Regions from separate parts of the Homo sapiens genome. Here region 2 is linked to region 1. A link is an interaction called in ENCODE POLR2A ChIA-PET data of the cell type or tissue named here. Cell type or tissue: Caco-2. All regions are shown on one strand. Each heading gives the region's core, and the rest is flanking DNA. Links, peaks and the distances in the headings are about the cores only. Region 1 holds the start of LOC102724333 (a long non-coding RNA gene). Region 2 has its middle 65 kb from the start of SVIL.

Evidence for each region. Peaks named below come from ENCODE experiments on the same cell type or tissue, not always from the same donor. Only the 100,000 strongest peaks of a DNase experiment are listed, where the experiment ranks them.
Region 2: POLR2A ChIA-PET joins it to region 1 with 6 read pairs; 1 of 35 experiments calls an interaction of 5 or more read pairs at or near these places.

The regions. Positions count from the first base shown.
Region 1 is chr10:29,837,947-29,843,322 of GRCh38, forward strand. LOC102724333 (a long non-coding RNA gene) reads left to right here and starts at 794. Exons shown (of 2, transcript XR_428684.2): 1 at 794-870; 2 at 1,608-1,800. It overlaps LOC107984172 (a long non-coding RNA gene), which reads right to left and starts at 5,354. Exons shown (of 2, transcript XR_001747287.2): 1 at 5,145-5,354; 2 at 4,796-4,932. In Caco-2, for the core only: no CTCF peak of the experiment used is centred there; DNase peaks (open chromatin) are centred at 2,035, 3,138 and 4,215.
Region 2 is chr10:29,697,334-29,702,709 of GRCh38, forward strand. It overlaps a transcript of SVIL not described here and the pseudogene CKS1BP2. Among named protein-coding and RNA genes, the nearest start is that of SVIL, 65 kb to the left of the region's middle. In Caco-2, for the core only: no CTCF peak of the experiment used is centred there; a DNase peak (open chromatin) is centred at 2,478.

The DNA.
Region 1 (5,376 bases), core at 116-5,115:
CTTTCTTAGCCCCTTGAGTTCTGACAGTTGTTAGTAGCCTTTGGAAATTCACCTGCTCATGGCATGGGGAAATTGAGTGCAGGGTTTGCTCAGATCAGTTCACCTGCTCCAAGAAGATGAAGGGAGCTGTTGCCCTCCAGATAGAATGAGTTAGGAAATGACAAGGATACCGTCCTTCCACACGGCATGTCATATAAATGGCTCTATGTGCAGGAAGAGCTGAGAAGCAGCAGCACAGGGTAGGGGGTGAGAGAATATGCATTGAAGGTTATCTTAGTGCCTAAGAAGTTCATTCAATAAATATTTATGGAAACTGCACTTAAGATACACGCCTGACCCAAATGGACACAATGCCTTCCTCAAGGAGTTTACTTTTTAGCATAGGAGGCAGGGGATAAACCACAAACCTAACAAATAAAGTAGCCACATGGAAGGTAAAAGGTGCTAAGTGCTGGAGATAACGCAAGGGAGGTCAGGAGGATGGGAACAAAGAGGATTCAGGCTCTGGGGCAGAAGTCATTCCCTGGGTTTCCTTTCCAGGTCTGGAGAAGGACAAGATGCAGCCAGAGAAGGACTGTGGGTCACTGGGAGGAGGGCACATTCCCAAAGGGGAGTTAGTAGCAAATAGAGGGACAAAGATGGCCAGATCAGGCGTTTCTTGTGGGCTGGGGAGCAGAAGAAAGAGGCTCATCCCTTGCTCTAGCTGGATGACCTAATAAGGCTTCTTCCATCTTGCTTGCTTTGAGTCTGGCCTCCGAGAGGACTCCCTGTTCTCTCTGGCAGGCGCTGCAGAGCCCACAGTGTTTAGGATTTCTGAGCGCCACTGAGTGTTCCAGCCAAAGACCCCATGTGACTTTCCTCCAAGCACGGGTGAGGGGTGCAGGAAGGAAGGGAGGGAGAGGGGTGAAGGGGGAAGGGGGGAGGGAGGGGGGAGATACAGAGATGGGGAGGAGTGCAGGAGGGAGGAGGGGAGGGGTGCTGGAGGGAGAAGAAGGGTGCAAGGAGGAAGGGGGAGAGGTAATGGTGCTGGAGGAATGGGGAGCGGATAGGGGTGAGGGAGGGAGGGAGAGGCATACAGGAGGGAGGAGAAGATTGCAAAAGGGAAGAGAAGGGGTGCAGGGAGAGAAAGGGAAGGGTGTGGGAGGGAGGGAGAAGGAGGGTGTAGGGAGGGAGAAGGAGCTTCCCATTTCAGGCCTTGGCACCAGGCTATCAGCTGAGACAAGGTGGACAGGAGAGGGGGATCAGAACAAATGCTAGGGCCCAGCTGTATCTGGCCAGCTTTCCTAAAGTAGTTAAAGCTAACGAGAAAGGTAACTGAGAAGGTGAAGAAAATAAAAGACTACTGAAATAGGTGTGCTCTGTGGGACACAATGCCTTCCTCAAAGAGTTGACATTTTAGTGTAGGAGGCAGAGGATAAACCACAAACTCTGTGGGGATTGGAGGCATTTCTGTTGTGTTTTTGTATCAGTCATAGCACTTATTCTTCCAAGAGCTCATTTGCCCCTGCAGCAGGGCTGGGGGCTCATGGGTGGCACCTGTTTCCTGGCCAGAGAGGGACTCCTCCACCTGGACAGAGGGCAACTGGTTTGTTTCCAATTTCTTTTAGGCTCTTAGCATGCTGAAGCTGGGAGGGAGCTTCGAGATGATGAGGACGCCAGGGCCTCCATGAGGGGCTGCCCTGGTGAACACAGGCCCTGGTACTGAATAAGCTCTTCCCGGTTCTAACTCGACTTTCATGGTGTCATTTTTGCGAGGTGCATCTCTGATCTGCCTCCAGTAAATAAACGGCTGAAACAGAAGGTTTTGAGTTTGTTTTTTGCGGAGGAAAGGAAGGAGAGCATTAAAGAACACATTTGGAAGAAAAAATGTTCACTGAGAGGTGGGAAGTCAGGCCAGCCAGGGAGAGCTTTGTTGCCTGTGAGAGGTTCTTACATCTAAACCAGGATGGGTTTGGGGGTGGGGCAGTCAACCCTGGAATTCAGGTTTTACATGCAAGCTGTCTTTCTGACAATCTACACATTTCACAGGTAAGCCAGGTGCGATCATTTGCATGTACCCACTTGCACAAGACCTGCCGGGAGCCTTCTGGCCAGGGCAAGCTGCATTCTTTCCAGGCACTTGTCCCAGGCAGGTGTGTTTCCCAGCGCCGCAGGTTAGAAACAAAGCAGGTTTGGACTGGTGATGGACTATACAGAGAGCACTGTCTCCTGAGTCGGGGACGTGGTGCTGGCCCCAGCTTGGTCATGAATTCACTGTGTGATCCTGGCTGAGTTTCTTGGCCTCTGGGGCCCTTTGTTTACCACCATTGTAATGAAGGGGTTGGATTAGACCAGTTTTCTGGAAATGTGCTCACTGAGGCCCCGGATATTCCAGAGAAGCCGTGGCCCAGGGCTAGAGGAAGGAAGGCTAAGGAGGGCTCAGACGGAGAATCTCCAGATGCCACCTGGCTTCATCCACAGAACTGCCAGCTCTATAAGATGATGTAATACATATGATGTGATACTATAATACAATGATGGACTTCAGGGTAAGGGAAAGAAGGGTTCCACTGCCTGCAAAGTTTGGAAGCCCCTGCATCAGGTCCCATCCATGATCCTATTATTCATTAAATGGTCCCGAGCAGTGCCAGAGGAGACTGGCAGTGTTCACTTTGCTTATTTAGAAGCCTGAACAAATGCCAAGAATTCACGGTCAGAAAAACACCCTTTGGCTCCACATTTATCTAGAGAGCAAAACAGACGCACTTGACAGATCCTGCAGGTCTAATAAAACGCCAGTGTGGCAGAAACCCTCTCTGCTGCTTCATAGTATTTATTATTTCCAGCAGATTCTACACTTGCTGTCACCAGGACATACCTGAGCAGGGGAGGTCAGGGCTGACCCCTGGGGCTGTGGGCAGAAACCATGGAAAGCCTCTGAGGGCCACTGGCTTTGTCATGAGTAGATGCAATATGTGGGTGATTGTTTACATGGAAACGAAACATCTGCGACACATGGCGACATGGAAAATCCCACCATCATACAGTAAATGAGAACCCAAAATTCCATGTCATTAAAGCAGGGGTTGCATTATTGAATATTAAATGAGATGACCCAGGGTGAGCCTGTGTGGCTGGCTGAGGAAGGTGCTGGGGTCAAAGTCCTTCTCGGGCCAGCGGCTTTCTAGGACAATAAATGTGTCACTTTCCTCCCCTAACCTTCTCCCGTGTGGAATAAGAACAGAGCTAAAGATGTGGTTCCTTGACCAATTATACTATATTTAAAATGACATTTTTAAGGGACTTTACTATTAGGCCTTAGTAAGGAAAAATCTGAATTTCAAACTGCGAGGCTAATGTGTGAGATCAAGTCACTTGACCAATTGAGCGTTTACATCTCAGGGTGGCTTTCTGGATCTTGATTTTCCTTAGCAAATACAATTTTGTTTTAAGACAGGGTCTTTGTCACCTAGGCTGGAGTGCAGTGACGTGATCATGGCCCACCACATCCATGACCTCCCGGGCTCAGGAGATCTCCCACCTCAGACTCCCAAGCAGCTGGGACTACAGGCAACCGCCACCATGCTTGGTTAATTTTTTTGTGTGTATTTTTTGTAGAGACAGGGTTTCACCATGCTGCCCAGGCTGGTCTCAATCCCCTGGGCTCAAGCAACCCACCTGCCTCAGCCTCCCAAAGTGCAAGGATTTCAAGTGTGAGCCACCGCCCCTGGCCAACAAATACTTATTCAAAGTCATCCACCTGCCTGGCACTATTGTAGAAGCTTGCTTCCCATCAATGAGCAAAACACAAAATTCCTGCCTTGGAGGAGCTTATATTCTGTGTCGCCATTTACCTGTCCCTAACTTGGGGGCCCAGCTCTCCCGAGGGGCTGTGTTACTTCGGTGTCTGTCAGGGGAAATGGTAGCATGGAGATTGTGGCTGGGTTGTGGCATCAGACACCCGGGCTCAGACAGAGCCTTTGGTTCTCTCCTTACACAGCTTCCATCAACTCTGCTCATGTCTGTTTCGTTGTTGTTAAAGCGGGCAGCAATGGCACATTCCTCATCAGGCTGCATCGATGATTAAATAAGGTATTTAATCCTTGATGTGGCGCCTGGCACTTAGTAAGTGCCCATAAAGTGGGTGGCTCGTGGCTGTCACTCCTGGGCCTTGTTCTCACAGCGGCATTCCTGCTCCTGTGTTTGCCCTCTGTTTGGTTGCCATGGGTGCTGTGTTTGTGTAGAGCTTCAGCAGGACGTGGTGCTGCGAACATTCATCTTGCCTCTGCCTGGTGATCTGGTGAGCAGGTGCTGCTGTTTGTGGGAGGAAGGGGCCAGCTGCCCATGGGATAGCAGCAACTGTGTGGCCTCCCCAGGCTGGTGGCCAGGGGGCTGCCTTCCCCATCAGGGGTGGGACCCACTCAGAGTACTTTTGCTTTTGGAACTCAGCCAGACATCTGTTTTGGGTGAGAGGATGCATGCTCTTCCTTCCCTCCCAGGATCCCCCTGTTTCAGGCTCTCTGCAGCAGCCCTGACTTGAATTGGCTGTGTGATCTGAGGCTGTTCACTTAACCTCTCTGGTTATCCATATCCTCATCCATAGAATGGAGATAATCATTCTCACCACCGAGGGGTGCTGTGAGGATCGGGCAAGGCCACAAGGTAAGGACTGGATCAACCTGAGGCACAGCGCAAGCTTCCCTTGCTCCAGCCACACAGCGGGACTCTAGTCTATGCAAATCTTTGCCAAATACATCTGATCTTGCCAATTGTCTTAGTCTGTTTAGGTTGCTGTAACAAAATACCATAAACCAGGTGGCTTATAAAAACAGAAATTTATTTCTCACAGTTCTGGAGGCTGGAAAGCCCACCATTGAGGTGGCTGGCAGATTTGATGTCTTGTGAGGGCCCATTTCCTGGTGCACAGATGGTAGCTTCTTGCTATGTTCTCACCTGGTGGAAGGGACCAGGCAGCTCTCTGGGGTCTCTTTTATAAGGATGCTCATCCCATTCACAAGACCCCTGCCCTCATGACTTAATCACCTCCCAAATTCCCCACTTCCTAATACCATCACCTTGAGGATTAGGTTTCAATGTCTGAATTTCGGGAGAGACACAGACATTCAGACCCTAGCACCGACTCTCGCTACTTCTCTTAATATTACCTCATATGCTTCATTCCAGCGTGACCTTTTAGCACTCTCGGCCTCTTCTGTGATCCTGAAGTTATGTTTGACACTGGTGGCATAGGTAGCATCCACATCTGTTGGATGGAAAGCTTCTCCAAGCAGGGGCCTCTCCCTTCCTCCTTACAGAGCCCAGCATGCAGGAAATGTGCAGCGTGTGTCTATTCCTAGGTGGACAAATGCATCCACGAACGAGGAGCTGGCACCTCTC
Region 2 (5,376 bases), core at 182-5,181, 140 kb before region 1:
GAATGGGCCATGATGACGATGGCGGTTTTCTGGAATAGAAAAGGGGGCAAGGTGGGGAAAAGATTGAGAAATCAGATGGTTGCCGTGTCTGTGTAGAAAGAAGTAGACATGGGAGACTTTTCATTTTGTTCTGTACTAAGAAAAATTCTTCTGCCTTGGGATCTTGTTGATCTATGACCTTACCCCCAACCCTGTGCTCTCTGAAATATGTGCTGTGTCCACTCAGGGTTAAATGGATTAAGGGCGGTGCAAGATGTGCTTTGTTAAACAGATGCTTGAAGGCAGCAGGCTCCTTAAGAGTCATCACCACTCCCTAATCTCAAGTACCCAGGGACACAAACACTCTGCCTAGGAAAACCAGAGACCTTTGTTCACTTGTTTGTCTGCTGACCTTCCCTCCACTAGTGTCCTATGACCCTGCCAAATCCCCCTCTGTGAGAAACACCCAAGAATGATCAATTAAAAAAAAAATAAAATTAAAAAGAAAACAACAACAACAACAAAAAAAAGTCCTCCCATAAGGAAAGATGATCAATTCTTATGTATCGTTCTAGGGATATAAATATTCAGGAGGCTTTTCAGAATAAAAGTTAAATCATTTATGTCGCACAAACAAATTTACTATTCGGACAAATACGATGACAAGGAGTTTGAGTATCGACATGTCATGCTGCCCAAGGACATAGCCAAGCTGGTCCCTAAAACCCATCTGATGTCTGAATCTGAATGGAGGAATCTTGGCGTTCAGCAGAGTCAGGGATGGGTCCATTATATGATCCATGAACCAGAACCTCACATCTTGCTGTTCCGGCGCCCACTACCCAAGAAACCAAAGAAATGAAGCTGGCAAGCTACTTTTCAGCCTCAAGCTTTACACAGCTGTCCTTACTTTCTAACATCTTTCTGATAACATTATTATGTTGCCTTCTTGTTTCTCACTTTGATATTTAAAAGATGTTCAATACACTGTTTGAATGTGCTGGTAACTGCTTTGCTTCTTGAGTAGAGCCACCACCACCATAGCCCAGCCAGATGAGTGCTCTGTGGACCCACAGCCTAAGCTGAGTGTGACCCCAGAAGCCACGATGTGCTCTGTATCCAGAACACACTTGGCAGATGGAGGAAGCATCTGAGTTTGAGACCATGGCTGTTACAGGGATCATGTAAACTTGCTGTTTTTGTTTTTTCCTGCCGGGTGTTGTATGTATGGTGACTTGTGGATTTATGTTTCAGTGTACTGGAAACTTTCCATTTTATTCAAGAAATCTGTTCATGTTAAAAGCCTTGATTAAAGAGGAAGTTTTTATAATCTAAAAAAAATAAAAATAAAAATAAAATAAAATAAAACCCTGCTGCATGAGTCATATTACTCCAGGAAAAAAAAAAAAAAGAAGCAAATTTTGAAGGAAAATAAATCACACATTTTGTATCTAAAAAGAAGTCTAGGCGCTAGGTATAGACCTTAGGAAGCAGATGCATACAAACAAAGTAACAATTGCTTAAAGTTGTCTTTAAGCTCTTTTCAGAATCAAGATGAATGGAAAAACTACACAACTGGTGACTCTGCAGTGAATCTCCCTCCGGCTGTGACTACACCTGTTTCCAGCAAAAAGGAGCCGGCGGGCTGCATAAAGCACCCTCATCGAATGACACTATAAAACTGTATTTCAGTGTGCTCAGAGACAAATTGGAACAACTGGTCCACAGGCTGGATCTAACTCGGTCCTTGTCTTTGTCTAATAGCTGAATACATGAACAGATTTTAATAACTGAACTGCTGTTTGGTTGCTGTATGTTATTTTTTATTTTTTTTAGAGACAGGGTCTTGCTCTGTTGCCCAGGCTAGAATGCAGTGTGTGATCATAGCTCACTGAAGCCTCCAACTCCTGGGTTCAAGCAATCCTCTTGCCTCAGCCTCTCAAGTAGCTGGAACTACTGGCATGCATCACCATGACCACCTCTTTTTGTTTGCTTGTGTTTTGTTTTTTTGAGATGGAGTCTCGCTCTGTCACCCAGGCTGAAATGCAGTGCAATCTTGGCTCACTGCAACCTCTGCCTCCCTGGGTTCAAGCAATTCTCTCACCTCAGCCTCCTGAGTAGCTGGGATTACAGGCGTGCACCACCACACCAGGCTAATTTTTGTATTTTTTAGTAGAGATGGGGTTTCGCCATGTTGGCCAGGCTGGTCTTCAACTCCTGACCTCAGATGATCCACCCTCCTTGGCCTCCAAAAGTGCTGGGATTACAGGTGTGAGCCGCCATGCCCAGCCCAAGTTGCTCTATTTTTAAAGATAGCTCAGGACACGCTGAAGCCATAAAAACTCACAAAGACGTTTTGCTTTTTCAGTAAGTTCTGCTCAATTCTTTACTGAGTGTTACTGACGAGTTAGGAGGCACTGAAGGTGAAGCCAGATGGAGCCACATCTCCAGCCAAGAGTGTGGAAGGCCAGTTCAGGCCCAGGCCTCCGGGCACCTGAAGGCACCAGCGGGAGAATGTCTGCTATGCAGTGTCCTCAGGGCATTGATGGGCTGGTAACACAGTTGGCTACTGAACAGTGATTTGTATTCTAAACTCTCCCTTTCAACAAATGTGGAAGGAACTGTAAAGTGATTTGAAAAGCTTACTCTACACAAATGGGCCCTGGCTTACCAAGGAAAGGTTTCCAAACTCAGGACAGAATTGGTTTTTTTCTTCAAGAAGTGAAAAAGTAAGATATGACACACTAGAGAGTAAAAACATAGACGAAATAAATGATTTCACCTAAAATAAGGATGGGTTCAAAGTGTAGGCTTCTACAGCAAACGCTTTGCTGAGACAGAAGCTTGGGAGTTGGCTGAAGGTGCTAGTGGGAATGTTGAGACCCTAACTTTGTTTACATATGATGGAATGCACGTAAAATAAAGATCATCCTAAGTCACATTCTTCACAGAGCAAGCCCTTTGATGAACATTTCCCTGCAAACACTCCAACCTACCAGCAGATTCAGAGGACACCCTCTCACCAAGAAGATACATTTACAAAATCTTTCCACCCACTACAGCCTGAAAATGTCACACAGGAAAAATTTTGGGCACACTGCTCAGTGACTCCCCTCCCATAGCTTATAACACAGAGAAGAAATTCTTACTATTTCCTTTTTTTTTTTTTTTTTTTGGAGATGGAGATATGCTCTGTCGCCCAGCCTGGAGTGCAGTAGTGCGATCTCAGCTCACTGCAAGCTCCGCCTCCCGGGTTCACACCATTCTCCTGCCTCAGCCTCCTGAGTAGCTGGGACTACAGGCGCCCGCCACCACACCCGACTAGTTTTTTGTATTTTTAGTAGAGACGGGGTTTCACCACTGTGTTAGCCAGGATGGTCTCAATCTCCTGACCTCATGATCCGCCTGCCTCGGCCTCCCAAAGTGCTGGGATTACAGGCGTGAGTCACTGCGCCTGGCCACTATTTCCATTCTTTATGTGAGCCAGGAGTTACCTGTGGCACCCCTACCCCCACCTGCAATCACGATTTCAGTCCTCTTGGTTATTTGAGTATTAACAAAAACAAGCTTGAGAAGCACTGCACCTTAGCCCATCGCTTCAAGGCTCACCTGACTGTTCTCAGAAGGAAGGAGACAAGCTGTAGACCCAGCTGGTAGGGCCACCTTCCTCTCCACGCTCCAGCCCTGCCGCCTGTGTTTGAGCTGATGCAGGGCTGAAGTGTGCACACAGGTATGGATCATATTTGCATGTTACAGTGGACATGTATGGCTTTTGCCTGCATTATACCCCTCTATTCATCTGGAAATTCTTCCTCTCTCCTTATAACCATACCCCACCCACCCCTCACTGCAAAAATAGACCATGCACAGACCCACTCCTCTGTCCACAGCCAAAGAGATTCCTTCCACAAGACCTGATTTAGTAGCACTAGAAGAAAGATGGTCTCTCTTTTTTCTTTTTGGGTTGAAGCTGGAAAAGCTTCCAGGGGCCACCTCTCAGGCCCCTGTACTCCAAGAGAGAATAAGGCCAATACCCAAAAAACTCTTGAGTTCCATCTGCAGCCAGCTTCATCATTGGATTTTCCTATTATTCATGTCAACAAATTCCATGTTTTGCTTAAGCTAGTTTGAGTTTGGGAGAAGAGAGAGATGTATAACGCCCAAGTTTCCTCAAGAGACTTAGAGTTGCCTATGATTTCATTCATTGAAATAGGGAAATAAAATAAGGAAGTAACAGGGAAAATTTTAATTTTCCCTATTGAAACTGAAAATAGGGAAATAAAAAAAATTGTATCTAGTAATATATCCAGTTACCATTTTCTATTAAAATAGATTCTTCATTTGTGTAGGAAATCATTCATCACAAATACATATTCATAAAATAGTTACTTATGTTTTGCAGAAAATTATTGCAACTTGACACTTGAAATCTTATAAGTAAATGGTTCAATTATAAGGCCCCAAGCTATCTTTTGTGGCTGACATTCTAATGTATTTGGAAGACCAAATAAAATGTTTCTAAATGAATAATCTCATGTCAGACAAGATATGGTGGCATGTTAAAAAGTAAAGAGCTATAGGCTGGGCGCGGTGGCTCACGCCTGTAATCCCAGCACTTTGGGAGGCCGAGGCAGATGGATCACCTGAGGTCAGGAGTTCGAGACCAGCCTGGCCAAAACGGTGAAACCCCATTTCTACTAAAATAAACAAAAATTAGCCGGGCGTGGTGGCAGGTGCCTGTAATCCCAGGTACTCGGGAGGCTGAGGCAGGAGAATCACTTGAACCCGGGAGGTGGAGATTGCAGTGAGCTGAGGTCACACCACTGCACTCCAGCCTGGGTAATAGAGCGAGACTCCATCTCCAAAAAAAAAAAAAAAAAAAAAAGTAAAGAGCTTTAAAAGTGTGTCACAATGAACTGTCCCATACTATAACTTCATAAAGGACAGAGGAGGTGCTACATTTTGAATAAATGTTCCATCAAAATAAGAAAAAAATATTCAAAGAAAAAAAATCCACATTCAACAGTGCAACCAGAGTCTTACAGCATTTATATGTCTCACTGGATCTAAGACAAAAACCATCCACACTGACCTCCCCGCTGGGTTCTGCGTGAGATTAACAACTGCATGGACCCACAGAGCAGCCACGGGCTCTGTGTTTCTGAGCTCACTCAGCTACTCCCTGGATACTGAGCAAAGCTGCAGCCAGTATCAGGAAGTTAGCTCAGATCACACGTTCACGAGGTTTATCAGATGTAGAAATTATCAATAAAATTATTCCATTTCATAAAGAAGGCAAGGTTCTGTCCTTTGGAAACCCTAACAGCCATCAGTTCAAAACTTATTACAGAGACACTGAAAATGAATCCCTAAACAAGCACAGCTCACAGACCTTTG